2 separate regions of the Homo sapiens genome follow, and region 2 is linked to region 1. The links are chromatin loops, found by intact Hi-C in ENCODE. Cell type or tissue: A673. All regions are shown on one strand. Each heading gives the region's core, and the rest is flanking DNA. Links, peaks and the distances in the headings are about the cores only. Region 1 overlaps LRP1B (LDL receptor related protein 1B). Region 2 holds the start of LOC107985779 (a long non-coding RNA gene).

What was found. A loop is a pair of places that touch in the nucleus more often than their neighbours do. Peaks named below come from ENCODE experiments on the same cell type or tissue, not always from the same donor. Only the 100,000 strongest peaks of a DNase experiment are listed, where the experiment ranks them.
Region 2: a loop joins it to region 1, with 5 times the contacts of the local background. A loop is called at or near these places in 1 of 110 quality-filtered maps.

Annotation. Positions count from the first base shown.
Region 1 is chr2:141,247,324-141,264,204 of GRCh38, reverse strand. It overlaps LRP1B (LDL receptor related protein 1B), which reads left to right. Exons shown (of 91, transcript NM_018557.3): 4 at 9,564-9,683; 5 at 16,851-16,881. Among named protein-coding and RNA genes, the nearest start is that of MIR7157, 670 kb to the right of the region's middle. In A673, for the core only: no CTCF peak of the experiment used is centred there; no DNase peak of the experiment used is centred there.
Region 2 is chr2:141,605,339-141,622,219 of GRCh38, reverse strand. The region is part of intron 2 of LRP1B (LDL receptor related protein 1B); the gene reads left to right. LOC107985779 (a long non-coding RNA gene) reads right to left here and starts at 10,772. Exons shown (of 4, transcript XR_007087247.1): 1 at 10,619-10,772. In A673, for the core only: no CTCF peak of the experiment used is centred there; a DNase peak (open chromatin) is centred at 10,719; H3K4me3 peaks cover 994 bases; H3K27ac peaks cover 745 bases.

The DNA of each region.
Region 1 (16,881 bases), core at 5,678-8,177:
ACAATTTTGTATGTAGACATTTGTTGTTTCTGTTGCTTACAAACAGAAACCGTTTTACTTATTTCATTCTTTCTAATTTGTGTTCCTAAACTTTGTTAAAGCCCCTTAATGCACTGGTTACAAACTTCAATATATTACTGAATATAAATGGTAAGAGAAGTTATCCTACTTCTGTTGTGACATGTTCGTGTTTCAAGGGCAAAATCATTCATTAGGTTGAAGAAATTCCCCTCTATTACTACATTGCCAAGGGTTGTATTTTAAATAATGAATGGGTATTGTTTTTTATTAAACGCTTTTTGGGCATCTATTGAAATGATAGGGTTTTTTTCCCTTACTGTACTGATTGATAGGGTGATCTGGATTAATTGATTCTCAAATGCAAAACCAGCCTGGCATCACCATGACATATTATCCTTTTATATATTGCTGGATTTTAGTGGTTAGTAATTTTGAAGAATTTCACATCTATATTCATAAGGAATGTTGTTCTATATTTTTTCTTTAATGCATTTATATGATTTGTGGATTGGGGTAATTCCAGCCTCATAAATTAGTTGGAAAATGTTTTCTTTCTTTCTGTTTTCTAGAAGGGCTTATGCAGAATTAGTTTTATTTCTTCCTTAAACATTTGGTAGAATCTTCAGGGAAGCTACCTAGGCCTAGCATTTTTGTGTGGGAAAGTTTTTAAATCACAAATTCAATTCTTCTATATATATAGGGATATTCAGATTATATGTTTCTTCTTGAATGAGCTTTGGCAGTTTGTAACTTTGAAGAAACTTCTCTATTTCCTCTAAGTTGTCAATATGGGCCTAGAGTTGTTCATAGTTTTCTTTTATTATCCTTTAAATCTATAGGGTCTGTAGTGATATCTTCTGCTGCCTTGCTGATGTTTATAATTCATTAGATTTCTAATTTGATATTTGTAATGTGTTTCTTTTTAGTTTTCTTTGTTCTGTTTAGCAAGGTCACATGATACAAGTTCAATATATATAAATTCATCATATTTGATTGATTGCTAGCAATGGACAATAGAAAATTACAGTGAATAATACCATGTAAAATAGAATCAAAACTATGAGACAGATATAAATTGAACAACATATGTAGAAGAGCTATATGCAGGGAACTCATGAAAAATTTAAAAAATTAAAAATAAATGCATATATACCTACCATATTTTTTAATTAGAAGGCTCAGTAGTGTTAAGATGTCAATATCCCCCAATCTATAAATTTAACATAATTCCAATTAATATCCTAGTAGGATTCTTTAGGAACTGAAAAGCTATTTCTAAAATTTACATGGAAATATAAAGGACCTAGAATCTAAAGGAATCTAAAAATATAAAAGAACAAGGCATAAAAATTTATGCTACCAGATTTCAAGATTTGCTGTCATCAAAATAGCATAATTTATAGAAAGGACAGACATACAGATTAACGAAACATAAGGGTACAAAAATATACCCATGGATACTTGGTCAATTCATTTTTGACAAAGGTACAAAGATAATTCAACAGAGAAATGTTAGTAATCTCACTAAATGGTACTGGAACAATTTAACATTTGTGTACAAAATGATGAACCTTCAGTCATAGATTTTACCATTTATGGAAATTAAACAAAAATAAACTACAAATCTAAAACTTAAAATTTCTAGAAGAAGTATAGGCTAAATTGAGTCAGTAATGGATTTCTTAGAACTCCCGAAGCAGGATTTATGACAGAATATATTGAGATTTGATTTTATGAAATGTAAGATTTTTTTCTTTGAAATTGTGTTATTTGAAAAGCAGTAATAAGAGAATGCAAAGAGAAACTATAGGCTAGGAGAAACGATATACAAATCATATATCTCGTAACAAACTTGTATCCAGAATACATATACACGCTCACACATGCACGCACACACACACACACACTCCGTCTCGCTCTCTCTCTTTCAGAGCTCAATAATAAGAAAACAACCTAATAACAGTCGGCAGAAGATTGAACAGAATTTCTCTGCAGATAACATATATGACTAGCTAATAAGCACAATGAAAAAATCAATAATAATTAGAAAATGCAAATCAAAATAATTGTACAATAGCTACCACTACATATATACTCAAATGACTAAAAAATAAAATTAAATTAAAAGCTGAAAATACCAACTGCTGGGAAGAAGGTAGAGTAGCTGGAAGATTGATATATTGGTGGTAGGATTATAAAAGAATGCAGCCATTTTGAAAAATAGTTTGGTAATTTATTATAAAGTAAAACATCCACTTACCACATAACCCAGAAATCCCATATTTACCCAAATAAAATAATAACCTATATTTACACAAAATCTGTATGTAAATATTTATAGAGACTTAATGCATAGTAACTCCAAACTGGAAACAACTCAAATGTGTGTTACTTGTGAAATGAATGAACAAAGTGAGGTATGTTTATACCATGGATTATTACTCAGTAACCAAAAAGGGAGAACTACCTAATACTAACAATAATATAGATGAACTACCTAATACTAACAATAATATAGATGAATCTCAAATACATTATGCTAAGTAAAAGATGTCAGACTCAAAATACTAAATACTAGATGATTTCATTTATATGACATACTGGAAAAGACAAAACCATTGAGATAAAAACCAATCAGTGATCACCAAAATTGTCAGCAGGGCAATGGGTTGACTGTAGAGGTGCAAAGGGGGTATTTTGGGGTAATGATCCTGTTCTGTATCTTATGAATGGTATTGGTTAGACAACAATACACATTTATCAAAACTTGCAGCATTGTACGTGAGAAAGAATGAATTTTGCTGAATTTAAAATATGGACTTCATTAAAATACCAAAAATAGAAAAAAATGCAATAAAAAAGCATTGCCTCGCTGCTCTATCTTCTTGTAAGAGAACACACTGAAACTTTGAGGCCAGTAAGTAGTCTAGCACTAAGACAAGGAAATTCTGAAGAAATTCATGTAAGCAGTCATAAGCAACGGCCTGATCTCTGCAAACCAGCTCACACTGCATTTTACTAGGCCAAAGAAACAGGGGTAAGAGGATGAATGATGTGACACAAATTATCACCATTCTAAATATGTCAAGCATATGTCCTGCTGACAAGAGGAGCTGTCTGGCATGGTAAGTAGCTGTGTCAGCTTTTCAATCTTCAAGCATAAAAAACAGTGAGGTACTTGTTTTTTTAATGTGCCACATAGGGAAAGAATAATTTTTTCCTCATTACTATGGTTCTAGTTGTTGGATAAAAGGCATTTTTGCACACACCTAATTTAAGAAGCAATTTTATTACTAAAATTGAGAATGAAATATCATCCCATTTTGTAAAATGATATCGCAGATAATTTATGTATATGGAAAGGTGCTTATACCATTCTGTATTTCCAAAGAATTTCTAAAAGTTCTAATTTACTCTCCAAAACATAACCTGGAAGCATACAAATAAAATAGCTCAGCCATGTTCTCACTGTCTTGCTAAATCCAATACATGATCAATGTGAGTTATTTGACTATAGGTCACAAAGGCAGCAGCATAATGCTATTGACTATACAATGGTTGATCCGATAGCTATACACAAAAGATAGCAAACAGTGGTTGTTTGGCTTAGAGCTATTTATGTAAACAAAACTAATGAGGAAAAAAGACCTCTATTGGTAATAACTCGTAATGTTTGGAAACTGCCAACTTCTAATCACCTTTCTCTATTGTCCTGTTTTCACTCTAAGGAAGGTCAGCATGATTTATTTACATGTGTTTCCTAAATCATATACTCGCATACATTTGTGAAAAGGTGTCCTAAATCCCAATGATGTTACAAAGCAAAACAGCCCCTAAAAGCTATGCAAATTAGTATATTTCATAAAAATTATTTGTCTAAATTGTAAATTGGCCCATGGTTATGTAGCAAATTCAATGTGGATGTACATTGCTTCCGAGGGTGATATTTGTATTTTATAGATACAAAGAGATCAATGTAGAAAATCCTTATTTCTTATGATTAGTGTTTCACTATCTGTTGGAGATTTTGCTTTCAGGTGAAAAATTTGAGAGAACTTACCAAACAAACAAATGAAAAACTTCTCCAGGAGACATCAAGAGATGACAAAACTACAACCGAGTCATGTCACACCCAAAAATAAAAGCATAAAAGAGAAAACGCTTCTAATGTAAAAATAAACAGCACCAAATTGCTTATAGTGTATATACGATATGGCAGGATAACAATAGAAATTCTGTTATACTAAATGGATGATTCAGCTTAAATGATAAACTGATAAAAAATGATTATGATAATAAAAATAGTTACTATGTGTCAGCAATATTTTAAGAACTTTGTATCACTTACCTCATTTAAGACTCCCAACAAGCTTATGAGGTAGTTTCTATTATTATCCCCATTTTAGAGATGAGGCAAAGCATGTAATGAGAGCTTTAGTCATGTACCCATCATCACTCATATGTAACAAATAACCTTGATATCTCAAGGACTCAATACAACAATAATCCAATTTTTCGCTGATATCACAGTCCAGTTGGGTTATCAGTGGTTGACTTCCCAGGTGCTGTTTCAGGCTCTTTCCATTGTGGGCTTGTGCCATCCCAAAGGGTGAGAAGTCTGCTGGATTCCCTGCACCCAGATGGCTGACAAGTGTACAGAGAGGAGAAGATTGTCAGGATGCTGTAAGCATCAGGTCAAGGAGTGGCACACACCAATTACTCTCTACGTTATATTGGCTAGAAGACAAAAATACGGTTCCAATCTAACTGGAAGACAACTGGGGAATGTCATCTTTTTATTTCCCTAGAAAGAGGAAACAAGATTGATGCACACTTAAATATTCTCTGCCACACTCATATAGCCTGAAATTACTGAAACAGTTGGAGGTAAAGCACTCTTGTTGCAGAGACAAAGGCCTCAACACAATACTCTACCACCATTCAGAAAACAAGATAAGTGGTGAAAGAAATTTCAGTTTTACTCTGAATTAATTTTTATCCTTTTAGACTCCCTCTTACTATTTATTAATAATACAAAGATATCTATTTTTTGACTATTTCTAAATCAAATGGCCTAGAAGTCTTGATGTCTCAAAGCTACCCATTACTTGTAAACTGTTACCTTGAATTTGATAGAGAAGGTGTATTCATAGTTTAATAATACTCTCTTTTGCAACTTTTCCTCCTTTACAACTGTGCTAAGGGCTGTATTAGTCCATTCTCACATTGCAATAAAGAACTACCTGAGACTGGGTAATTTATAAAGAAAAAGGTTGAATTGGCTCACAGTTCTGCAGGCTGTACAGGAAGAATGGCTGAGGGGGCCTCAGGAAACTTACAATCGTGGTGGAAGCCAAAAAGAAAGGAGGCACGTCTTACATGGCCAGAGCAGGAGGAAGAGAGAGTGAAGGGGCAAGTTCTACACACTTTCAAACAATCAGATCTCATGAGAACTCACTTATTATCATGAGAACAGCAAGAGAAAAACCTGCCCCCAAGTCCAATCACCTCCCTCCAGGTTTCTACCCCAACATTGGGGATTACAATTCAACATGAGATTTGGGTGGGAACACAGAGCCAAATCATATCAAGGTCATAAAAAGATACCTTAAAAACAGAACAAAGTGGATCTGTGTCAGGGGAATCTTCACGAATTGGATTAGATTTGATTTGTGAAATGATATCTTCTCTCTTTTTATTTATTTATTTATTTTTGAGGCGGAGTCTCAACTGTTGCCAGGTTGGAGTGCAGTGGCACTATCCTCTGCCTCCTGGGTTCAAGCGATTCTCCTGCCTCAACCTCCCGAGTAGCTGGGACTACAGGCACACACCACCACGCCCAGCTAACTTTTTTGTGTTTTTAGTAGAGATGGGGATTCACCATGTTGGGCAGAATGGTCTCCATCTCTTGACCTTGTGATCCACCTGCCTTGGCCTCCCAAAGTGCTAGGATTATAAGTGTGAGCCACCACTTCCAGCGACAGCTTCTCTCTTCTAATCAAAAGGATAGTTTTATTTTATAATGGTGAGGAATATGGATCAGACACCGTGTTTACATGTCTGTGTTCTCACTTGCATATTTGCTTCCCTGAGATACAAGTGGTCTTCCTACTTCAGTCTAAGTTCCAAACCAATGATAATGTTACATAAGCCAATGGCTATGCTTGACGAAAGTCACTGGGTGAAGACTAATGATTCAAGTACAAAATTTTTTGTTGTACTCAAATAAGTTTTCTAACAAAATTAATCTGATATGCTTTTAACTATATTTATAGTCATTATAGCATTGCATGCAACTAAGCATAAATGCTAAGCAGTTCAAATAGATAACTCTAATAATTAGTATTGCTTTCACAGTCTGCCAAATTTTAAATTTTAGTATTCATATTGTTAGTTCTTCATGGTTCTTCACGATCTGTTAGCAGAATCAATATTTACCATTTCACCTAATATCCTAAACTGTTTAATCATCTCGTGTCATCACTCTGCACATATACAAATCCTCACGCAGGATAAGTCTAATAAACTAAAAGCTAACTTGACCTTCTATATTTTGCTATTTTCAACTAACAGATCTCCTCCTAACACTCAGAACCATGTTTGAGGTCTGGTCTTTCAGATTAATTTTTCCCGCATTTTGTATTTCTCCTCAACTTTCCATATCACTAACCCCCTCTTTTCAGTGTTCACTCTCCATCTTCCAGAAACGTCAAGTAGAGAGAGTAGAAAGATGGGATCCATAGTATTTGGATTTTCTACTTTGGATTGACACAGTGAAAAGGTGCAGCTGGGCTCCAGGGATTACATGGAAAAATAATAAATTTGACTCACTGAGTGAATACACCTGCATTAAGGTAGAGACTACATGAATTAGATCAAATCTCTACCCTCATTCTTTTCATAGTATAACTGAATCTATTTTCTGTGAGAAACCTTTCCTGCTTCCTCTTTCTGTTCCAACCCCTAATTACATTCACCTTTGTCTTCACTGCTCCACTCTAATGCTTTTTAACACCCTCAATCGATCCTATTAGGAAGCCTAGTGCACTTTACAGGCTTCATCCATGTTTATTTCTCAATGAATTTAACATTGATTTCCCTGCTTGCCTCTATAGACTACTCTTCTTCCTTAGGTTTTGTGAGACTTTCTAGGTTCTTCACTTATGTACTTTATTATTTTGCAGTTTTTCTTGGTGGTAGTTCTTATCGCTGATACCTCTTCTCTTTGATTTTCACATGAAGAGGTTCTACGGGTGTTTTTATTTGTAACCCAAGTATTCTTCTTAAGGGAATGCTTCTTTACTTTTTAGGTTTCAATGACCGACTTTATGCTTGTGACTTCCAAATTGATATCTCCACTACAGACTTCTCTTCAAAGATAGACCCAAATTCTCACTTTCTCCCTGGCTATTATGTTGTCAATATTTTAAGCTAAACATAATCAAAGACAAACAATATTTTCTTCCCAAACTCGTAGTACTTCTGTTGTACTTAATTCATTTTATTAGTACTACTCATTTAGTGTCATTATGCTTTCACCAAGTGTTTGGCCATCTTTCTAGGCAAAGATTCATAGTCTTCATTTAGCATTTTGCCATTCCTAGTCACTTAGATAGCTTTTCTTCCTTTACTATCTTTCTCTCTACTGTTAGGTACTTTTGAACAATACAAGTCAGAATGTATCACTACTGTCCTCAATAACCAGCTATGTCTCCTGTTGCCTAAACAGAAAATTCTACTTAATCCGTGAATTAATTCACCTTGACCTGGCTCCAAACAGCAATTCCAGTCTCGCTCTCATTTTTTTTTTTAACTACATCAAGCATTATAGGTTAGCAATGCAGCGTTCGTTATTGTTGCCTGTGTTTCTTGCATGCTTTCAGGTCTTTCTATTTACTTTCTCATATTGTCCTCTTTACCTAGGCTACATTCTCATTAATTTTGTCTATCCAAACTCTCATACTTTTAAGTCCCAACTCAAATTCAACTTCTTCTACAACTGTTTCTCAGATATCTTCCTGCATATTCAGCTTCTAGATGAATCTTTCTACATCCTACCACTTGTACTTTTATTTAGCATATGTGTTTTGCTACTATGATTTATAAACATTGTTTTATATTGTTGTTCTGTCCACTTAATACCACTCACTTCCACACTCATATTGTAATTTTTTTAATGAATTTTGCATCTGTGGAACTGTAGCAGCGTGATTAGCATTGACTATGTGCTCAATAAATATCACATTACAATAGCTTATAGACTCAAGCCAATTTTGAACTGATTCTATGAACATAAAGTGTAGCACTGCTGAAGTGATATCCTTGACTAGGTGAGAGGGGATGGGATTTTTACATATGATGTTGGGTTGGAGCTTTGATTACGAATTCAACTAACTGTGAAATCCAAGGAGAAGCAGTATACGCAGATGTGGATAGAAATGGAGTATAAATCTGGAAAATCTCTTCTGATTGCTTCAGTTTTCTCAAAGAAGTAAGAAGCAGGATCATCATATATGACAGAATATTAGGAAAGAGGTTTGCAGTTTTAAGAAGTGAAGATGTGTGAAATAATTGTATGAGAATGCTGAACAGTAATTGAACTAAGGATATACTATAGATAACTACATTTATAATACAATACCCAATGTTCAGTTTGGAATGTTTCAGGTGTTCTTTTACATATTGGGCTTTTATTTTTTAATTATAATTTGATTTTATTTCTGTAGCACCAGCTAAACTCTTGGCAAATATCAATGTATTTTGAATCATTTAACTTTGATCTTCAAAACCCTTATTTGCCTTTCTGGGGAAAAGAGTAAAAACAACAGTATCATAGCAATCTATTTATACCCCTATTTTCAGACAGTCATGCTTCTATCCAATATTTATCTAGTTTAGCGAATCTTATTTCTGTTAGCGATTGTTTGTGCAATAAATGTGCTCCTGTCACTTCATCTCTATTTCATGCTTTTATCATATTCAATCCTAATTTGCTCTGAAGGTTTGCTAACTTTTGCTTTAATCATGTCTTTTCTCAAATAGTTCAGATATAATGAAATATATTACATTCAGTATTTCTCTAATATTTTTCTACCAAAGAAAAATAAAATATTGAGATGAGATATATTCACATTGATTGCTATGAAGGTTACACATGGATTAGTAAATCAAAACAAGCTCTCAAAAGCTAGAAAATCAATTGATGTGTCAGATAGGAAAGACATAGATGGCAAAATCAACCGCTGAGTTGACATCTTTCCTCTTGAAATAATTTAATTTACCAAATTTGAAAGGTTTTGTGACTATGAACACAGTAATAAGCTAAAAAGCGGGAGACCAAACAGATTGATCTCGAATTTTATTTACAATAATTCAAGCAAATGTAAACTAACATATTTTAGGTAAATATTTTTTTCTAGACCAATCATATAAACTTTCTGGGAGAACAATCAAGACTATAGTGTAAGGATTGTACACTGAGAAATACAAACTATTTACATATACAGTTAAATATAGAGAATATATTTGTTTTTTCTCTACAGAACTGTTATCCAATTGCCAACAGCTGAATTGTCAGTATAAATGTACAATGGTCAGAAATAGTACAAGATGTTACTGTGAGGATGGATTCGAAATAACAGAAGATGGGAGAAGCTGTAAAGGTAAGTAAAACATATAACGCCATCAAATTTTGTTTATAGAGGCTTAGTTAACAGAAATGTAAGCAGACATCTTTGAGCACCTACCATGTGCTCTACAGTGTTTATGTTAACTTTTCTTTCTTGAGATTTAAAAGTTGCCCCCCCAACAAAAACATAAACATTATTATAAGTTTATGACTCTCAAATTTCAATTTTTTTGCAGTAATTTCAAACTTGGGAAATGTCAACAATCGGAAATGTTTGGGTTAACCACTAACACATTGATCTAATTATTTTAACTTCCTATATGTTGTATGGCTGTTATATAGCTGCAGTCTAGTAGACATGTGTTATTAACTACGTTAGGTTAATAATTGCTAATCATGTAATGTTCTTTATAATTTTTGCATTGGTTATTCTGGCAGCTGGCATTTTAACCATAGCAATAATAATGTAATAATGAACATAAATATTGATTTATTTTAAATGTCTGGATTCTTGCTTTTGTGAATGCTTTATAGCAAATATTTATCCTCCAAAATGACTCCCTTCATGAATTCTGAAGAATTTTAGGTTACCTTTCCATTCACTTGATTCCAATTATACATATATTAATATGTATATATAACATATCCACAAAGTTAAATGCATTGCTTTGTATGATACTTAGAATCTATCTATATCTACATATAATATTTCTAATCTATAATATAGCACGTCTCTCTCTCTCTGCCTCTCTCTTTCCTTCCGCGTGTGTGAGTGTGTGTGTGTGTATTCAGGGGATTGCTGCATTGCCAGAGCCACTAATAAATAGAATAGTTTCCAAAGAAATTAGTGCTTTGCTGATTACTTCAAATCTTTGCTCCAATATTATCACTTTTACCTTAGAATCTTAAATTTGAAAAAATTCATGAGATAATTGTTTAAAATCTTAATGACAAAAATGAGATCCTGATAGTTCATTGACTTAAGTCCACACATCTTCTTAGTAATAGAATTGGGACTGAAACTCATGTCTGCAGAGCCCACTTAGTCTTATCCTGAAGAGGCTCATTGACTTTTCAGTTACATTTGGGAATTGAATTTTAGTTTGTTGTTTGCTTTGTGTATAATACCAATTTTATAAAAAAACATTTATTATCAAGTGTTTATCAGACCCAGAGACTGCATAATCTGACCACAGGGAGGCCAAACTCTCATATTTATTTGACTCATGTCATTATGTCATTTTAAGACAACATTTGAAAATCAGAAAATTGCACACAAAAGTTCAGATGTTCTGGAAAATAAGGGCAACGGTAGATGCCTCATAATCACAGAAATCAGCCAGATAAAAATGGTGCCAGACATGGATGATGCCATTGAACATTCGTGCTCTTTCCACTTCCAAACAGCCCTTGCCATTCGTACGTGTTTGGCTTAGATACCTATTCTGCATTCTTCTCACTCATTTACTACACCTGACTCCTGTAGTAATCAAGCTCTGCAGTTCCTTTTGCAAGGGTGCAGCTGAGTTAAATACGTAGATTCCTGAGTGTTAATTAATTGCTTTTATGTGTTTAATTAAGCACGTAAAAACAAACACAACAGTAATTAATTTCTTCTGTGGAACATTAGTGAAGAATTGCACAGCAATCATTTTAGAAGTCACAGTGGGAGAGGAGATCTTTGTACTTTCTCTATACTCCTTGAGAGCCAAGTCTGAGCATCATTAGGCTTTCTCAAAACTGTATTTCCAGGTAGCCCTCTGTCTTTAAAGGAGAAAAGAAGGCAGCATTGCAAGTGATGGTATGCCTATTCCTTTGTAGTCAATGTTGTGGAGTTCCACCTCAGTGCATTCTGGCTAAGTAGAAAGAAGAAAAGAGATAATCGATCATATTGCTCTCCTGAACAGCATAATCATATCCAAAAAACTGAAATAGAAACCAATAATATTAAAGTTGAAAAATCTGTGAAAATAGATAAGAATTATTACTGCCATCAGGGACAGACTTTACCAAATGCAAGCCTTAATTTCATTCAGTATTACTGTAGACTTAGCTCCAAACGCTGTATTTTTTCTATCACCAAAAGCATTTACTTCAAATGAGCCATCCATGATTGCTGGCTGTTATGTGACTCTGAAGAAACCTGAGTTTATGAATGCCTTACAAATGCAGAGTTTCACAATTTAAATTGTCTTATGCTACTCAGCAATATTTTTGCTTTCTCATGGTAAGCTCTTTTCTTAGTTTGGATATTCGCAGAAGTCAACTCTGAAACAAGGATTCACTGAATGTTTTCCTTTATTTGCCATTGTAGCTTTCTCTTTTTCTTTTCTTTCCTTTTTTTTTTTAGGGGGTGGGGGGTGGTGGGGGTGAGAGGATACAGGAGAAAGGCAACCCCATAGTTGGAGCAATTAAGCCAGCTACAACAAAGGGTGACTGAAGCTTAAGTGTGTGGCACAGCTCTCTAGCATGAGAGACAAGGGAACTCAGGCATTTATACACCCATTTCTGAAGAGCAAATTTGTTTTTGTTTTTGTGTTGGAGATGACTTTACCCTCCTGGAAACTGGTGGGAGAGGAAGAAGGGTTTGGAAGTATGCTCAGGCACAGATAAAGATCCCTATGATTGTAGAATCACATGAACACTCTGAGGGATATGAGCAGACAGCTTCTGCTACAGTGCCCTTGACCATTCCTTTCAATTTCTTCTTTATTCTCTCAAAATATGTTTTCTTAATCTATTCTCTTTTGTTGTAGTCACTGCCTTTATTTTCTGGGTGCCATCTTGTGTTACTTCCTCAAATTACTCTTTCTCTTCTCACTATTTACTTGTATATCCACCCATGCTTGTTTTGCTGTCATTTCAGAAGAACTTTACTTCTTCTAGTCTTTTTTCATACATATTTAAAGTCCCACTCACCCAAACTTTTGTCTCAACTTGGTCCATTGGTCTATCAATTTCTACCTCTTTCTTATATACCTTTAAGCACTACATTTCCACTGGCTATCACCGTAGTCAATAAATATTCTCACATTTGTTTTATGCTGAAAGAAAACAAAAACAAAACTAGAAATACTCACAACAAATATCCACTTTATATCCTATCTCTTCCTATAGCCATCATTCCCATCCCCTCCTCCTTTATTATCCACAAACTTTAACAATCAACTACATTTACTTTCCCAATTATCTTATTTTCACTTCATTCCTCCATTTACTGCTATCTGGTTTCTCATCCTATAATTTTCATAAAGAACTTTAAATATCTCTTTTCCCTTAAAGTCTAGTTAAGACTGGTTAAAACACTCACTTTTATTTTCAAAGGACTGTTAGAGGCTTCTCAGCATATCTGCAGTTTTTCAGAGCTTCTATATTCTTTATGATCTTGACTCCAAACTCCATCTTCCTATTTATGTATCATTTTGAGATTATATATGGATTTTCTCCACCCCATACCCCTCAACCCAGAAGTAAAACTCAGCTCTTTTCCTAGAGTTTCCACAATTATAAAATCCATGCAAACAAGACAATTTGTATATGTAGTAAGTTTTACTGAAGACTTAGTAGGAAAATGTTTTATATCACAACACACAAATAATTTCAAATGTAATTTTAGACATCCCTATATTGAAACCCTTATGTTACCCCTCCGCTGGGGATTTTTTAACATGCCAGTTGAGGTTTCTTTATTGTCATATCACTCTGATAACAATTGGGTGGTATTTTTCCACATAAATTATCTAATTCTCTAATACTAACTGGGTGTCCAACAGTTCAATTCAACCCAATTCTGACATTATCCAGAGGTAGCGTAGACTGCATGGGTTAAGGACCTAGTACTGCAAGACTCAGGTACCAGATGCAAGTTCCAGGACTCACCTATACCTCTGAACCAACCAGTTATAAATGTGAGCATTCCTACAGCCCTCTCCTCAGATGTAGTCATTCACTATAACCACTCACAGAACTCAAGGAAATATTTTCCTTATGTTTGTTAGTTTATTATAAAGGATGCAACAGCCAAATGGAAGTGATGCATAGGGCAAGGAACGGGAAGGTGGGAGAGGGAAGCTTCTATGCCCTCTCTAGGCACCTTATCCTCCCAGGGGCTCAATGTCTTCACCAAAATGGAAGCTCTCCAAGCCTGTTTGTTCAAGAGTTATTTTTTAGCCCAACCCCCAGTCCCCTTTCTTCTCACTGGAGGTCAGGAGATGGGGCTGAAAGTTTCCACACTCTAATCCACTGTTTGGTATTTTCATGACCAGCCCCCAGTCTGAGACTACCTAGGGGCCCCACCCTGAGTCACCTCATTAGCATAGGCTCAGGTGTATTCTAGAGGAGCTCTTTATGAACACCAAAAGACAATCCTATTACTCAAAAAATTCCAAGTATTTTAGGAGCTCTGTGCCAAGCACTGTGAACAAAGGCCAAAGATATATTTTAATTATGTCACATCAGTTTAACCCACTTAATACCACAGCTTCAATCCATCCTGTTATCTTTTGCTCCCCTCTTCATTTTTCTGTTTCTTTTTTTCTCACCCCCTTTCTCCAGAATTATTTACAGGAGTCCCAAATTATCTTCAGTCATCATTCCCAAGTCATGAGGACAAAACTCTGTTAATAGGTCTAAGTTTGTGTATTTTATCCCATTTAAGGACTCAGTAAAAAGCAAGTTCCATTTAAGATCAGTCTTCCATTTGTGACTATGTCCCCTTCTTTCCCTACATTACATCAACATCAGTACAATAATGTCCTAATTACTGAATCTAAATGGGAATTTTAATCTTTATCTTATTGGATTCATGCATTGCATATAACCCTTTTGAACATTCTGATATCCCAGAAGAGCTCTCATTTCTTATTTTTTTCTTACAGTAGTCATGAATTTTCCTTCACAGGCGACTGTAGGACTCCTCTTTCTTTCTTTCTTTCTGTTTTATTATTATTATTTTTATTTTATTTTGAGACAGAGCCTTATCACCCAGGCTGGAGTGCAGTGTGCAATCTCGACTCACTGCAACCTCCACCTCCTAGGTTCAAGCAATTCTCATGCCTCAGCTGCCTGAGTAGCTGGGACAACAAGTGTACACCACCATGCCTGGCTAATTTTTGTATTTTTAGTGGAGAAAGGGCTTCGCCATGTTGGCCATGCTGATCGCAAACTTCTGGCCTCAAGTAATCTGCCCGCCTTGGCCTACCAAAGTGCTAGGAATACAGGCCTGAGCCACTGCGTCCCACCCTGATTCCTCTTTCTTGACTGCCCTTTCCACTTTGGTATCCTAGAGTATTTTGCACTAGCTAAATTTTTTTCATCTCCTCTTCCTCTGTGAGAAATATCCCTCTCCTATTTTTAAAATCTATTATATATATGCTATTGACTTCCATATACTCTAGAACAGATCTCACCCTATATTAACAGTTCCATTTTTCAATTGCTTATCATTACACATTTACTCAAGGCTGCCCTACAGACACCTCAAATTTAACACAGTGAAATCAAATTCGTTATCTCCTCCCATGATAGAGCCATTCAAATCTATACTTCTTACATCCTCTATTTCAAAATTCAATCAATTTTCACTTCTGTCACATCCAATCATTTTTCAAATGTTGTCTATTCTACTTCTTACACATTTGAGTCTATTTCCTCTTCATTTCCACTGCCACTGACTTAGTTCAAAATATAACTTCAAAAGACAATTTCTTGGATAAAATTAGCACATATCTAATTTTCTAGGATCCTTTCTCCACATTTACCAAAGCCTTTATTTCATATGAGTGTTTTTAGTTTTAAAATGCAAAGCTGACCATGTAGCCCATCTAATTAATGCTTTCCCAATGCCAATGTGTAATGTACAGTCTTTTAGTTCAGCATACAAATATCTTCATTATCTGGCTCCCAAAGTACTTTCCCAGTTTCATCTCTTCTGCCGCTTTCCTTCACACACCCTTGCTTCATTTGACTCCTTATGCTTCTTCTTTGAAATCCCCATGATGCCATCCCAATACCGTTCGCATGCCATTTTGATGAACTGAAATGTCCCTTTCTGCTTAGTCTGAGGAAAGCCAGATCACGCTTCACACTGTTTAATACGAAGTCTTCACTTAAGATTCCCCTTCTAATCCTAAGCAGTTTGACTTCCCTGTTTCTATCATAACTCGAGTATACCCCTATTATAAGGAAATGTATAGTATCATAATTATATTTCTCTAGACTCGTCTTACTCAGGGGTAGGGACCATATTTTATTGATTTTGTCTTCTGCAGGGATCAGTACAGTGCTTCGTACATAAAACAGGCTGAATATACCTTTGTCTAAATAACTAACTACTGACAGGATGCCTTTTTGTTTGGTCAGTTAAGAATCATTGAGTATCTGTTGTTCATAAAGATTTGAACTGGATACCAGAGGAAGGAAGTATATAGAGAAAACAGAATGAAGGGGTAGAGGAATAGAATGAAGGGGTACAGGCACACACCATTGTGCCTGGCTAATTTTTGCATTTTTAGTAGAGACAGGGTCTCACCATGTTGGCCAGGCTGGTCTCAAACTCCTGGCCTCAGGTGATTCACCCACCAAGGCCTCCCAAAGTGCTGGGATTACAGGCATGAGCCGCAGTGCCCAGCCTATTACAGGAAGTTTCTAATTAGCAATCTAATTTAATTTAATATCTGTAGAGGACTACAGATATTAAAATGAAATTTATTTAAGACAAAATCTTTATTTTTCAATAGGTGTGCTTAATAGTTTCCTCTCTTTAAAGTAGTGAGTGTGATTTGCATAGTGTGGCTCAGAACTCTTATTTAATCTGTTGATTGAAAACCATGTTACTAGTCGAATTCTTTGTTAAAACAGTGAAAAAGTCAGTGTCATAAACACTGGAAATATTCAACAAATATTAATTGGAGTGCATTTTGTACCTTTGCAAAAATATCCAAAGACTTCTAGCCTGACTATCACAAATGCAAATAATCTTCTTTTAAAATACATGATTTGATATTGTTTGATGTTTTATCTCTGTAAATATTAAGGCAGCAATAATTTTAATTTTTAGTTAGTGTGGTTTTGAAAAGACTTATTGGAATTGGCTTTTCCTTAATAGTCTATTTCCGAAGTTCAAAAATAATATTTTCTTCAAGGAGAAAAAAAAGTGCCCAAGATAAAGCTGCTTAGAAATGATGCCAATTTTCCTTTTTAGATCAAGATGAATGTGCTGTTTATGGTACATG
Region 2 (16,881 bases), core at 9,234-11,733, 350 kb before region 1:
AAATCCCTTGCTATAAAATGAGAGTAATGAGCCAGGCGCGGTGGCTCACATCTATAATCCCAGTACTTTGGGAGGCCAAGGCTGGCAGATCACCTGCGGTCGGGAGTTCAAGACCTGCCTGACCAACATGGAGAAACCTCGTCTCTACTAAAAATACAAAATTAGCTGGGTGTGGTGATGCATGCCTGTAACCCCAGCTACTCGGGAGGCTGAGGCAGGAGAATTACTTGAACCTGGGAGGCAGAGGTTGCCATGAGCCGAGATGATTCCATTGCACTCCAGCCTGGGCAACAAGATCAAAGCAACATCTCAAAAACAAAGAAACAAACAAACAAACAAAAAAGAGAGATAGTAATGAATAATATTTCATCTATATTTTTGGATCGACTTTTCCTCCCCCATCTTCTTTTCTTCTTTTCTTATTCCTCTAAAATCTTTTCCCCATTCTTTTATTTTCACATCAAACCCAAAAACTCAAAATTGTGAAAGAAATATCTCTGACAAAATTGCGGGAGAGACTATTTCATTTTCTGCCTCCCCTCCTGCATAAATTTCTGACTAAATCTAAATATTTAAATGTATTAAGGTTTTGATGAGTTTAGGAAAATACTGAGATGTATCAATTATTATCCAAAACCCTTAATTTTGACATTCCTGAAGCAGTTCCATGATTAGTTTAATCTTACGTGTAGTTTAAGGGAATATATCGTAATTTCATTCACATCTAGAAAATTCACTTAATGAATCAAGCCTTATGTAACACTGATGATAAAAGTTTGCCTGAATTCATCTCTGTATTTAATTCTAACTTTACTTCTCTGGTATTTTCTGTCTTATCAAGTCATTTATCTTAATTACAATAGGCAATGGTCAGAATTCATCATTATTCATGTTAATTTTATGAAATGAAATAATGAAAATTGTTTTAAACTCATAAATATTAGTTTTCCCCTTTCCACGTAATTTTTATTTGCCAATTGAGAAAGAATTTTAAAACATTGTACTCAGTAACAATATGAGCATTGATGATCATTATAAAGTATTATAGGCATATATAATTTTATATGCATTCAATGTATGTAAAACATATGAGGGTTGGAGCTCACCAGGCCTGTATTACTGACTATAGAGACAATCTTAACATTTTACTTTCTCAAGTACAAATGCTGATGTAAATAAAAAGCATCATGCTCTGGTTTAGCTGTTTTTGTTCTCCTGGGAATACATAGCCTTAGAGTTGAACAAATGAGAAATATACCTTTTTTTTTTATTAAAAGGTTAATGAAATTCTTCATGACTTTTTGGAAGAAAATTCAGTTTGGGTTTCTGCCAATGTCTGGAAACTTTCCCAGTATGTCCAACTAACCTGAATGATACAAGCCACTTAAAAAAATCAATACTATAACTAAGACTTCAACCAAATGGGTTCTGAAAAGGTGTCTTCATTTAAATGAGTAAAAAAAAGAAAAAAACAAAACAGTGGTAAAAACAGAGTCAGAGAAAGGATTTCAGTGGTTAAGAATATTTAAATTTTGTGTTTGTTATTCCACCATGAGTGATTTGAACAGAAAATATTTCTTTAAAATATGTATTAACATATTCAACATATTTATGAAAAGTCAGAAAATTATTTTGACTCACTAAAATAACAGAAAAAAGTATACACTGTCATTTCCTTCTCATATCCAATATGTCTGTAATGAAATTCTAGAGAGAGAATAAAACCTGTATTGCCTCTTCTACATGCCATTTCTATTTAATTCATGGTTTAAGGAAATTAAAATGATTATTTTTTGAGAGATGCAGCCAGTCATGCCTTTTACAATTAACTTGTTAGAATAATCAAAGCTATGTAATGGTTTTGTTAAAAGCTGTTCAAAGAGAGGGACAGTGTATGTCACAAATTGCCTATCTGCTAATCTTCTTCACAACCCTTTTATGAATATACAAAGTATACTGACTTTAAAATCTTGCCAGTTATGGCTGGGCATGGTGACTCATGCCTGTAACAGGCTGAAGTGAGAAGATTGCTTGAGGCCATGAGTTCAAAACCAGCCTGAGTAACACAGCAAGATCCCATCTCTATATTTTCTTTTTTAAATAGCTGGGCATGGTGGCATCTGCCTGTAATTCCAGCTACTCAGGAGGCCAAGGTGGGAGGATTGCTTGAGCCCAGGAGTTCCAGGTTACAGTGAGCTATGATTGCACCACGCTCTCCAGCCTGGGTGACAGAGTGAGACCTTGTCTCTAAAAATAATAATAAATTTTAAAATAGCCAATTATAAGTAGCATGAAATAATTATGTCAGACAATCATCAACATTAGCCCCTTTTAATCTGCTCGTAGGATGGTTTTAGAGTGGGTGGATCATGTTCTCAACTTACAGTTCTATCAGAAGGTATTGCTTCCTTAAGAGATAAATAAAAGCTGTACCTCTGTGTTCTGCCAATTTCATCTCATGTCTCAAAAGAATCCAATCATCTATCCTCTAATCTTATCTTGTGTTTCTAAAGAGACGTTGCTGTTTTGCTACTCTTGTTGAACTAAGCTCCAGATAATTTGAATTCATTAATTTGCAAACTCACAGATTCTTAATAACTCATTTTTAATATGTGGTTGATTATTATATATTTTTAAGAGAGAAAATTTCCTAGTACATATTTAAATGAAACTAATCAGACAGGCGGATTACAATGCAAATTAATTGAATTGCAGAATCACCTTTAGCTTTTCTTCTCTTCCCTTCATCCAATCAAATATCATTTCCTCCAGATCCTACCTCTTCAGTTCCGCTCATATGCATTGTTCATTTATTATTTTAACAAACATTTATCAAGCCCAATAATGTCCCAAGGTATAAGCTGGATGTAGGAATAAAATACGAAGTATTAGCTCCTCCTGTTGTTAAAGAGTTCGTAGATTACTATGTAAAACATGAAAATGAATGAAAGTGCTAAGTACGGTAATAGAGGTAGGACAGTGTTTCAGCAAATAATGCCTACTCAAGATCAGGCCCTATGATTATAAAAAGCAGAAATTCCCTAAAAAGGCTCAAGAAAAGCAGGTTGAGGTGGGGAGTGGCATAAAGGTTTTAAATAACCGAATAGAGAAATCAAACAGGATAGGAAGCACTAACTCAGTAGAAATCAATAGGGCTCTAATAGGTGAGTTACTCTGTTCAAGACAGCCTTGGGAGATCATAGCAGATAAAATCCTTGAAACTTCCCTATAAAGTTTTACTTTAATGCAATTCACTTGAACTCCGTAAGTTTGTTTCTGTCTTGCTACCAATATATAATGTATTTTCCTCTTTATCTTAGTTCAAATTATGTAAGATGAAAAAATAACTGATGGTCAAGGCTCAGCCTCCAGATGGACTCCCTTAATTCAGTTACCCACTTTAATCCTATCACATGAGGTGCAGAAGGGTGACATTTAGCCATCTAGGTCCATATATTCAGCAGCAGAGACTAAGGACAGGAGGATCAGGTAAGCTCAACACACCAAAACATATCCGGCACAATATCCTTGCCACTTTCACTGCTGTTTCTATAGTTTCATTCTTACTGATAGACTATTGTAGTGGCATCCTGACTTACTTTCTGGATAGAGAGACAGATCAAAAACAGGTGGTCATGTAAATGACCACGTATTTTTATAGATGTTCTCATGGCACTTAGTTTTTATTTTTCTCAAAGTAATGCTTATTTATAACTCTGTCTATAATTAGGGAAACATGGGAGAAACTATGTTTCCCTGTATGTTCAATGAATGTTCAATAAATGAAAGAATAAGTGAATAATTGAGTAATAAAAAATGATTGACCTTGTCTTGCACCTAAACGTCATAAAACATTTGTTTGAAGTTGAAATAAATAGAACTTTCATTAGTTAATGAACCCAAGGCAGAGGAATATCCAACTTCTATAGGAATCTGTGGAAGGAACTAGGATTCTCAGTTGCCTTTTGCTGTAATCACTGTCACCACCAATTTGTAAAAGGATGACCATAAATTACTAGCGAGGAAAAAAAAAATAAAAGCACACCAGAGAAAGGACAATAATTTTCTGTTTAAGGGCAAGTTCTTTCTCCGTCCCCTCAGACCTCAAAATACATACATGCCCATAAGAGCATGAATATTGACTCACATATAGCAAACACTCAGGACTTTGATTTGGACCTTTTGCAAGCACTGGTTTTCTGATTCTCATTGCAGTAGGGGCCACAGCATGTCTTCACTTTCCTTCTTGAAAAATAGCCTAGATGTCCTATTAAACTGCTAATAAATAGCTTGTAGGTTCTTGTTTTATTTTGTTTTAAGCCTTAAAATAAAATAATTAGGATAGAGAAAATACTGATGACTATTAAAGTTAATTACTTGTATACATGGGAGTTTTTATACCACTCTCTACTTTTTAGAGTGTTTAAAATTTTACATTGGAAAAGTAAAATAAAAAGTGACAAAAAGTAAACTTGGTATTAATTACATTTTTTAAAAGCCTAAAATTCCTTCTATTTGCCCTATCTTGTGAATCTGTCAGTATTGTAGAAAGATTTGCTTTGAACACTTATTACTGGATAACTCATTTTGTATTATCTGAAGAGAAAAATGCATATTCTCTTACCACAATCTTATGAGAAAAGACTAAGAAAATATTGGCTAAGTAAGGAAAGCATTGATAGATATGAGAAATCCAGAGAAAATTTTATAGAAATAAAAATCACCACATTGATCTCTGAAAATTACTTTAAAGGCTAGCATGCTCCATTCTGTCCTGCAGTCCAGCCAATGATACCTCACCATATTAAAGTAGACCCCTGAAATTGTACCCGTAGAAATAAAAATGCTCACATAAGTTAGTCTGTTTATTTTCCATAACACTTTGACTTACATAGCAACAGTACACATAGCAATTGACTTGATTTTTCTTCTCCCTAAACTTCTTGTGTTTGTATATTTGTTTAATATTTATTGAAGATCTGAAGTTGTGTAAGGTTTTGTTCAATCACTGGAGATAGGTGTGTAAAAAATACACAGTTCTTGCCTTTACGAGCACACATTCCACTGGGAAGGCAGACACCCGAATGTAATCAAAATACAGTAAGCTATTTTATAGAGATATACCCCGATGATAAAATAAAATGAAATAAAAAGAGGGACTGAATAATACTAACTTCAGGAGTTGGTGAAGGCATGGCAGATGGATTAATGTTTATGCAAGAACCTGAAGAGTAAGTCTGATTGCCCAAGCAGAGATCTGGGGAGAGGACTGCTCTTTGAATGATGATTTGTAGGTACTGAAGAGGAGGGGAAAGAAGGCAGAAAAATTAGAGAGTTACAATTGAAGAGCTTTAACAAAACAGTACTTATAAGTGGTACTGAATAAGGCAGAAAAACAGTAAAGAGTGATTGTACACCAGAGATATAGAAAGTGATTAATTTGAAAGTCTTAGTAACATACGAAACTAGAAGCCACAGATGGATGTTTGAAATCTTTTGTGTGCAGTAAGCATTAAGGTGTTCCCTGGGATTTCCAAAACAATTTTTTAAAAAGAACTGTACTTATAAATCTGAGGAATGTAAATAAATATTTCCTAGATATACATATTTTCACATGAATTAAAGTAATAATTGTTAGCCTTTGCATATCTATAAAATATCTTTCTATTGAATGACTAGTGTAAATTAAAGATCTCTCTTGAAAGAAAGTCAGGTATATGCAAATATTACAAGAAGAGAGAATTTTAAACTAATTGATAGCAGAGTGTCAGTAATTCTTAAAAGAGTAGGTATAGCCACGTATGAAAGTTACTGAGGAGATAATGGGGGTGGGAGAGTCAATATGATTATTGTTTTCATTGCCTAACATATTGAATTGTTCATATAAAGTTTATGTCATTTTATATAGCTTTTTTTTCTTTTTTTTTTTTTATTTTCTTGAGACAGAGTCTCACCCTGTGGTCAGGCTGGAGTGCAGTGGTGCAATCTCAGCTCACTGCAACCTCCGTCTCCTGGGTTCAAGTGATTCTCCTGCCTCAGCCTCCCCAGTAGCTAGGACTACAGGCACACGCCACCACACCCAGCTAATGTTTGTATTTTTAGTAGATACAGGGTTTCAACATGTTGGCCAGGATGGTCTCAAACTCCTGACCTCGTGGTCCGCCCATCTCGGCCTCCCAAAGTGCTGGGATTACAGGCGTGAGCCACCATGCCCAGCCAGCATTTTTTTTACAACGAGGATTTGGGTGGCAGTTTGATTAACTTAAGAATAAAGACAGTCATCATTATTTTTTACGACCTTAATATATTCTGCGGAAGCTTGGATCTTCATTTGCTATTACTGTTTATAGGATTTATGCCGTTAAAGTCAACCCAGCTATTACCAAATCTTATCCTAGGAATAAATGCTAAGACCTTACTTGAGAACCAATTTCATATGTGGCCTCAAATTTGTATCTCCCTGTTCTTTCTTTTTCTGAAACTTTTAAATGTTCTTCAGGGAAGTTAAGTGAGAGTTTCTGTTTCAAGTACCATAACTAGTTCAATTTTAATTTCTTATTTTATATTAGTTTATCTATTGTAAACACAATATACTTACAGTCATGTAAATTGTTTTTAGAGACTAAAAATTATTTTTGTAATTTCAAGAATTATATTAAATATAAAATTTTATAAATCATTTGGAAAATTTAGGCATAAAAATTGGTGGGCTAAATGTAGGAATTTCAGCCTAATGCATTAGTTTCCTTCATTTCTTAACTCATATTGATCATCTATGAGTGTCAGGGCATTTGGGAAATGTCAGTGAACAGAACAGACTAATATTCCTGCCCTTGTGTGGTTACATTCTAGTAGAGAGAAGGACATATACAATAAATGATGAATATCATGTATTAAACTGTTACAGTCTTGAAGCAGAACTACTTTAATTTATTTCTTGTCTCTTTCATTTACTATAAGCAGCAAAGAGAAATTAGGCTGTACTTTGCACACTTTGCTTAGAAATATCCTCAACTAAATATCTAAGTTTATCACTAACCGATTTACCTTCCTCTCCAAAGTAGAAATAATTCAGCCAAGTTCTCTGCTACTTTGTGACAAAGATGGCCTATCCTCCAGTTTCCAATACATGTTCTCATTTTCATCAGAGACCTCACTAGAAGGTCCTCTAACATACATGTTTCTATCAACAGTCTTTTCAAAGCAATCTAGGCTCTTCCTATTAAATGACTCAAATCTCTTCCAGCCTCTACCCATTACCCAATTCCAAAGCCACTTCCACGTTATTATACCAGGATGCAGTGTGTTCCAGAACCCCACATTCTGGTATAAAAATTTATATTAGTTTGCTAGGGCAGCCATTACAAAGTACCACAAACTGGGTGGCTTAAAACAAGTGAAATTTATTCTCTCACAGTTCTGGAGGTTGGAAGTCTGAAATCAGAGTGTCAGTTGCTTAGATTCCTTCTGAGAGCTCTCAGAGTCAATCTATTCTATGCCTCTTCTTTAGCTTTTGGTGAAGGCAAACAATCTTTGGCATTCCTTCATTTGTAGATCTATCACTCCAATTTCTGTCCCGGTCTACACATGGCATTCTACCTGTGTGTCTCTATGTTGTGTTTTCTTTGTGTGCATTTGCCTTTGTGTCTCAATCTCCTTCTTCTACCAGTCACATTGGTATTAAGGTCCACCCTAATGACCTCATTCTTAACTTGATTACATATGCAAAGATGATATTTCCAAATAAAGTCACATGCACAGGTACCAGGCAGGATTAGGAATTCAGCATATCTTCTTCAGAAACACTACTCAGTTCATCACATGACTAAATTAATAAAATGTATGGCATATTATAGATGGTGATGAGTATATACACACTATATTTTCCCCTCCACATTAGACTGAGGTTATTCTCATTTTACAGGAAAACTTGCAGTGAAATGGAATTTTTCAAAGTGTGTTCTGTGCAGCAATGGTCTGACAAAATTTTGTGTGAGAAAAAGATTCCATAATCAGTAGATTTGTTTTATGCAGCATTTACCTCCTCTCTGTGCTTCACAGTGTCTACTAACCCATTCAGGATTCTGAGAATTCAGAAAAAAGTAAACATTTTCTTTCTTTTTTTTTTTTTTTTTTTTTGAGGCTGAGTTTTGCTCTTATCGCCCAGGCTGGAGTGTGGAGTGCAATGGCTGGATCTCAGCTCATGACAATCTCCGCCTCCTGGTTTTAATCAATTCTCCTGCCTCAGCCTCCCGAGTAGCTGGGATTATAGGCGCCTGCCACTACACCTGGCTGATTTTTGTATTTTTAGTAGAGATCAGGTTTCACCATTTTGGCCAGGCTGGTCTTGAACTCCCGACTTAAGGTGATCCACCTGCCTTGGCCTCCCAAAGTGCTGGGATTACATGCATGAGCTGCCATACCCGGCAAAGTAAACATTTTCTAAAGGAATTTGACCGTAGTATTCTTTTAATCTTAACACTTTCTTCAAAACTAGTGTATTACTTGGAAAACACTTAATGAAACCCTGCAACAAAATCATAGATTTCCTCCTCCTCACTGGTTCTGAGACACGTTTGCGAAGGTTAGCCAAAATGGAAAGCAGAATTGACTCCAATGTAAAGTGTCCAAGTTGATTTCTTATTATTGATAGGTGTTCAATAAGAGTACAGGTATATGCCACTGTAGAGCTACCAGAGTGGAGTCCAGAATTATCAAAATCTATATCTCAAATCCATACGGATTAATTATTAAAATTTAATAAACAAGCAATAAAAATGTGAAAGTTCATGTGGCGGTGTGAAAATACAGGCTCATTAGGAGGAAGTGCAGGTTTCTTATACGGATTTTTTAAATAAACGGTCATGCAACTTTTGGGTCATTTCGTGGTCACTTTCTAGAGGTCCCAGTAATACTGGCTGCTGTAGTGTCAATGACTACAGGACCTAAAACAGCTATAGTGTGCTCCTACATTCAAGGAAGTACTTACCAGAGAGAAAGGAGAATAAGCAGGTAGGCAGAAACAAAAAAGCCAAGAAATTTAACAGGCAATTGTCACAAAAAGGGAGGATGAGGACAGGAAGGCAGTAGACTTCCCTAAAAAACAAAAACAGGCCAGGTGCGGTGGCTCATGCCTATAATCCCAGCACTTTGGGAGGCTGAGCAGGTGGATCACGAGGTCAGGAGATCGAGACCATCCTGGCTAACACGGTGAAACCCCATCTCTACTGAAAATACAAAAAAAAAAAAATTAGCTGGGTGTGGTGGCACACACCTGTAGTCCCAGCTACTCGGGAGGCTGAGGCGGGAAAATGGCATGAACCAGGGAGGGAGAGCTTGCAGTGAGCTGAGATTGCACCACTGCACTCCAGCCTGGGTGACAGAGCGAGACTGTCTCTCTGTATATATACTTAATACAAGGTGAAGATACTTTATAACCTTCTCACTATTGCCTTGGAAAAACTGAGTGATGCGAAGGCGAAAGGGAATTTACTGGGTTGAACCTATAGTACTCTCCAGTGGTTGCCTATGGCATTAATGTGAAGAATCTTTCAGAAAATGGAACACTCTTTCTTTTACATATCACACATTACCGTGAAGCCTCTGGTAACTTTGGGTGTATTTCTACAAATTAGTCCAGGTGTCTCTGGTATTATTTACAAACATCCCAACTGCTTTGCAATATAATTCTTCTGAGTTTAAATATCAAGTGTTATTATAAATATTTACCCTGCACAGCTCTCTGCCTTCAGCTTGTCTTGTGCCCACAACTCTACCCTATGTAGTTTAATTTTTAAAAGATAGAAAGAAAAGCATCCAGTGACATCTCTAATAGGGATTCCTCAAACTTGAAGCCTACTCTAAAGGCAGAAATAAGATCCCTGAAATATAGGCCACTGCTTAGCCCACTTGATGAAGACACTTCAAGTCTCAGGACAATTGGTATAATGTTCCCAACTAAGCTTACTTGAACACTGAGTTTTCCTATTATGAAAGACAAACTTTGGAATCTTCTGATCCATAGTCAGACTTGTTTATCCATTACACCAGTGGCTCACATCCTGGATGACTAATTCTGAAGCAGTCATTTAATGAAGCTTTATTTGGGGGATATTACAAGGTTTGTTGTTTGTGTCTTGAAAATCCAGCTTTCTGTGCAAGCATACAGTTACAGGTAATAAAACGCTACCCATTGTAGTTCCATACTTTCCTCATCCACTTTCCAGGGTAACCTAGGCTATGAACTACATTTTGAAAGAAGGAATCATTAAAATGGCTGATAATTATCCAGAAGCTTACCAGTTTTACCAGTCTCTGAAGAAATTCCCATTAAATCGGGCTGTGTCCTGTTTCCTCAAATAAAATGAGACCATACACCAGAGGCTTATCAGACCTTTTCATTTCGAGGTCATTAATTAAGCATATTCTACTCCAGGTGAAAACGTTTCCCAGAACGCTCTCTTGCATTGACATTTATTTTGTGTTAACCATTCTGCCTGGCATGGCTCCGCACCACATCTAGAGGCCATTTAAACAATATTAAGATAACAACATTAATTCACTGTTTTTCTGTTAATCATATAGAAGCAGATCAGCTTGTTATAAATAATGATCTTACCTTGCCTGAAGCACAACTCTTAGCACTTGTTCTAATGCAAATCCCTCTCCTTTTGTACTAGCTGCAGAGTAATAGCATTTAAGGCTGCGCTCTTTTCTTCTCAGGTTTCAATACTGTTGGGAAGAGAGGAAGTGGCTTCAATTTTAAATTTGAATAGGACTGCTTTCCAAAAAAAATGTGAGGAGGAGGACACAACCTTTCTTGACTTGCTTTTATCAAAAGCATCATTTTTCTCCTTTCTCATGATGATTACTGGAATTGAGACTCAAATTAAGCAGCTTGTCTGACAGATGATGTAATGTGTCATAACTTTTCCTTATCTGCAAAATAAGTATATTGGGTTGGAAAGTCAGGAAGTTTTGTCAAGGTTTTGTTTACTTTCACATTTGGCTCACTCTTACTACAGAGGAGATGTAGCTCCTTTAACTATGGGAAACCACGGTTAAAAGATTTCTGTCATTATTCTATGTGGACTGTGTGAATTTCTCAAGCTGATGGAATAAAACAGGCAAATGTGCAATTGATTCTAGCAGCTAGAGATCCTTCCTTGCTCACTTGTATAATTAGGCATGGCTTTTAAACAACTTTCTGCATCTCTCAGGGGGCTTTCAGGAACATAGGAGGTGGTGTTCCAGTAAGCTGGTGCTAATGCTGCAGCTTACTGCTAACCAGTTGCTCCTCCAATCAAATTCAATCCAGTACAATATATCTTTAAAAGAACTTCAAAATAATACAGTTATAGTCTGAGGGTGAATTAAATAGGCAGCGTGTTCCTTATCTCAATGCTCCGGTTTTTCCTTTTCCTAATCATCAGCTTTGCATTCAACCAGCATTTGCCAAATGCCAACAACATACCTGTCATCATTCTGAATGTCAGAAAATCATGATGAAAAAGGCAGACTTGCTGCCTGACTTTGTGGAATTCCCAGCCAAATGGTGTAGAAATGACTAGGCATTTACAATCAAGTAAGAGTTACCACGAGGTTACGCGCAGGATGCAATGAGGTACCCATGAGGGGTACCTTATGGTAGAAAGGGCAGGGGAGGTTCTCAGGGAAAGTACTGGCTGACCTGACATAGAAAGATCTAAAGCTAAGCTCAGGAAAAGAGGTCAGAGAGTGGCAAGGGGGCTGTAGGTGGAGAGAGCAATTTGAGCAAACACGTGGCAGCTTAGAAAAGCATGGTATTCTGAGGGAAACACTGTTTACAATGCCTAGATCACAGTGAGCAAAAAGTAATGGAAATAGGGTTTCTTTTTATTATTATTATTATTATTATTATACTTTAAGTTTTAAAGTATAATAATACATGTGCACAGTGTGCAGGTTAGTTACATATGTATACATGTGTCATGCTGGTGTGCCGCACCCATTAACTCGTCATTTAGCATTAGGTATATCTCCTAATGCTATCCCTCCCCCCACGAAATAGGGTTTCTTGATAGACTGTATCGAAGAAGAGGTTCATTACTTTTTTGGATTGTCAATTTCAAAGTTAAGAGAGAGCTGCAAATAGTTGCATTAATTAGCCAAGAACACAATAATTACAAATACCTTCATATCAGCTACATGATAGAATTCGAATGATCTGTCCCAAAATATCCCTGGTGTACAAATAAAAATTTCACCATTAGGTATTGATTTATTTGGCATTTTAGTACTGTACTGTTATTGAACAGGACATACATTAGCTATATTTGAACATATCATTGAGTGTGAATTACTTTTAACATATACTCTTTCTAACATTAGGGATTAGATTGTGGAAAGACTAATAAAAGCAGGCAGAGAGGAATATTTAGGTAGAGGACATGTTAGGGGAATTGCTCAAGGGAAAGGCAGAGTTGTGTGGGCACCTGGAAGAAAATCACCATTAGAGGAAAAAAGGAGTCTGAAAGATAAAGCGTTAGCTGACAAAAGCACTAGAGTGCCAGAGCTCGTTTTTGAACCACTCATGACAATCAATTGTTAAATTTTTATGAATTGTGAGTGCTGATTGTTAAATACAGTCATGATTTAAAAAGAAATAATATAAGCATACAATTAAGTGAGTTATATTAAAAACAAACACTCAAAGATCATTACTTTCTAATTATTTCATTGACTTATTATCTTTGCTGATGGAGTTATTTAAGACTGTTGTAATTGCACATTAGTGTGAATGACTAACATGAAAATATTATGTTAGCAATAAAATAAAGTTACTGATAATTAGTAGACAGCAACAGTACACTATGTCTAGGGATGGATTCTTATTTTCTTTAGAGGCCATGACCCATGTTTTCTTTGGAGAGCAGTCCTCACATTACTGTCTTAAAAGTAGAGAGTAATATGTGGAAACACTACGTAATAGTGTTCTCCTATACATCTCATGCCAATTATGTTGGTAACTTGAATTTGGCCATATTAGGAATATTTATACCATAAAAATTAGCAAATAATAAATCTGGGTTTTATTTATTGTTTTGTTGATGGTCCATTGTTGACGTAAGATATTAGTGGATTTTTAAAAATGTTAGAAATATATATTGAATTTAAAATGATATCATTTCTCTAGATGCTACATTGTGAGTAGCACAAAAAATTGAGAAAATAGTCTTCCAGCATTAAAGAAGTGCTATCCAACTTAGCAAATAAATCTCTCAGGTCATTGACAAACAGGTGAAATCTAAAATAGATTCATTATTACATTTTGGTAAAATAAAATTATCAGCCAACGTTTATTTTGAACCCATCCACCTTCATCAATTACATAAATAAATTAGCTACAAATATGAGTTTAGCAAAATCAACTGAAGCATTTTGTGAGAATCAACTGACTATAGGGAATTTACAATAAAGTGTCCTATATATAGGATTACTATTTGTTGTTAATGGGCCATATATCCTTTATATCAGTAATACTTATAATAAATTAAGTGCCTATATATTTTTTCCATAAAGTTTGTTGTGAAACATTCACTGGAACACCAGTGAGTAACAATTAAAAAAAAGTAAGTCATCTATTTTACAATTTTGCCCACATTTGGCCTTTGTGTGAGGGTTATTTCCCATATAATTCCTGTGAACATACTCAGTATTTAGTGTTTTAAGTTAATGTCATTGGACAATGGTGACCTGGATCTCTCAATACTCTGCTCACCGTAGCAGATATTGGAGAAGCTGTTCATGTGATAAGCTCTGGAAGATGAATTATTCATTTAATGTGACCTTGTATACTGTTGCTCCCATTACCACCAATCGTGTCTTTTGTGCTATTTGGAGCAGACATATATGCTCTAGTTTTTGAAATGCTTCTCTAGGGAAAATTTGCCAAAAACCATGCAGTATATGGCATTGAATTTTATTAAACAAATTATTTCTTTTCTTTTTTCTTTTGAGACGGAGTTTTGCTCTTATTGCCCAGGCTGGAGTGAAATGGCCTGATCTCGGCTCACTGCAACCTCCACCTCCCGGGTTCAAGCGATTCTCCTGCCTCAGCCTCACAAGCAGCTGGGATTACAGGCATGCACCACCACACCCAGCTAATTTTGTATTTTTAGCAGAGACAGGGTTCCTCCATGTTGGTCAGTCTGGTCTCAAACTCCCTACCTCAGGTGATCCGCCCACCTTGGCCTCCCAAAGTGCTGGAATTACAGGTATGAGCCACTGCACCAGGCCTATTTCTTATTTATTTATTTAAGACAGTATCTCATTCTGTCACCCAGGCTGAAGGGCAGTGGCATGATTACAGTTCTCTGCAGCCTTGATCTCCCAAGCTCAAGCGATCCCCCCTCCTCAGCCTCCTGTGTAGCTGGGACGACAGATGTGCAACCATGCCCAACTATGTATTTTTTATTTTTAGTACGGATGAGGTCTCACTATGTTGTCCAGGCTGATCTCGAACTCCTGAACTCAAACAATCAATCCTCCTGCCTCAGACTCCCAAAGTGCTGGAATTACAGGTGTGAGCCACCATGCTGGGCCTAAACAATTTATTTTTAATTGATCACTTTGTCTCTTCTTAACTGCAACTTTGGGGCAATATGTTGACACTAGTGCAAATGTTTTAGAGGGATGGGAAGGGAGAGCCAACTTACAGTGAAAATAAGATGAGGGGATGGGGTAGGGTGGAGACTGATCACTAAGAAAATAGGAATGCATCTCTAGAGATAGTGCATGACTACTATCTACTAGAGATCAGTGGCTTCTCTTTAATTATTGTTAGGTTACTGAAAGCTTAAGGATGTGTCAGGAAGCAGCCTGAGACTATTTGCTTTGGTTAGAGATGACTTTGACACAAATAGCTTTTACCAAAGTGAAAGGCATTGGCTGTTGTTTGTTTTAGTAGGAGTAATTTGCAACATGTTTTTGTATCACTCCTAATCCAGAGGTGGGTATGCACTCACTTATGTCTGTTTTGAGAAATGTTGAGAACGATTTTCTATTAATTGTTTTTTTTTTTTTGTCAAAGTAATGTGTAGTTAAAATTCACTATATTAAATTTTGTAAGGGTATGAATCAAATTTATGCTTTCCACTGAATACCTAGTGCTTAGGTATTCAAAAAGCTGGCCACACAGAAGGTACTGAAAACATATTTGTTGGAAGAAAAACAAGAAAGGAAGGAAGGGAGGGAGGGAGGAAAGGGATAAGGGAAAATAATGCATTATATAGCGTAACTGTAAAGGCATAAAACTCAGACATAATCTCACCAATAAAATGTAATAATGGCAATACTGTATTTTTAATATATTCCTCGTATAGTTTGCTAGGACTGCCGTAATAGAATACCAGAGACTGGGTGGCTTAAACAACAGAAGTTTATTTGCTCACAGTTCTGGAGGCTAGAAGTCCAAGATCAAGGTGTTGGCAGGGTTGGTTTCACCTGACGCCTCTCTCCTTGGCTTGTATTCAGCTGGCTACTTGCTGTGTCTTCACATGGTTTTTCCTGTTTGCATACCCTTGATGTCTCTTTGCTCAAATTTCCTTTTCTTATAAGGACACCAGTCAGATTGTATTAAGGCCCATGCTAAAGGCCTCATTTAGACTTAATCACAATTTTAAAGACCTTATCTCTAAGCACAGTCACATACTAAGGTACTGAGTTTAGGACTTTAACACAGGAATTTTGGGGGAATACAATTAAATCCATAATATTTTTTCCATTTAAGTTTCCATGCTATTTTTCACTGCATAGTTGACATGAAACTTTTAAACATTGGTTTTTAGCTTAATGTTTTATATTAAATAATTTACTATCCCAACAAAGCTTTGCAAACACTAATATAAAACTTAAATAAATATTATTACCTGCATACATTTTTACCTGTTACTTCATTTGGACCCATAAATTATTTTCAGTGTTCAATCTGATAAATAATAACACAACATTTATCAATATTTATTGAAAATTCATATGACCTTTTTAAGATTCTTGATGTTGCTCAGGGGTTCTTGAAGTTAGAAATAATGTGGCCAATTTTATTTCCCATGGAAGAGCATCATGGTGTGCTTAAAAGAGCTGAGATGAGAAAAGCATCTCTTGTCTAGCACGGACGTGTATGAAAGACATAAATTGCTTCAAACATGTACAAAGAGCCATTCATAGACTTTCGATTAAGTAATATCAGGCCTGAAGGTGATTTATTTAGGCTCAATGTTTTTTTTTTTCTTTTGCATTTTATCATACTTAATTGGACTTTATAATAAAAATGAAAGCAGCTGAATGATAGAATGGCTTAAAGGAGAGAAAGACGGAAAGAAAAACATATGTAACAGACAATCTTTTGACATTGACTATGAGGCTAGAAAGGACAGGCCATATATACTGTTTGATACTCAAGGAAAACAAAATACCACTTCTAACTTTGTGGCTGAGGTGACCTTTCCAAAGTCTTTCTTGGCATATGGAAAGTGTATTTTCCTATTTAGCAGTAACAGCAGCAGAAAATGTGCTTGGCCTTTACCTGTGTGTTTATGGTGGCAGAGCCCAGTGGATCATGTAATGGGCTGAGTATTAGGCTGCCAGTTCCAGCCCAGCTCTAGGCCATTCTGCTTAAAGGGACCTGGCTTGAGGCCTGGAGTTCCAGGTGATTTTACCTGACTTAGCTATAGAGGTATCAGCCCTTTAATGATCCCATAAACCTGAGAATATAGAGAAGATTCAAACAGGACTTACATAATTCTGCCCCATATTAACCATGATGAATCCACTCAAATAGGACCTTTTTCAAAAAAAATAAAATAAAAATAAAACTTAAATTAGGTGTCAGCATTTTTTTTT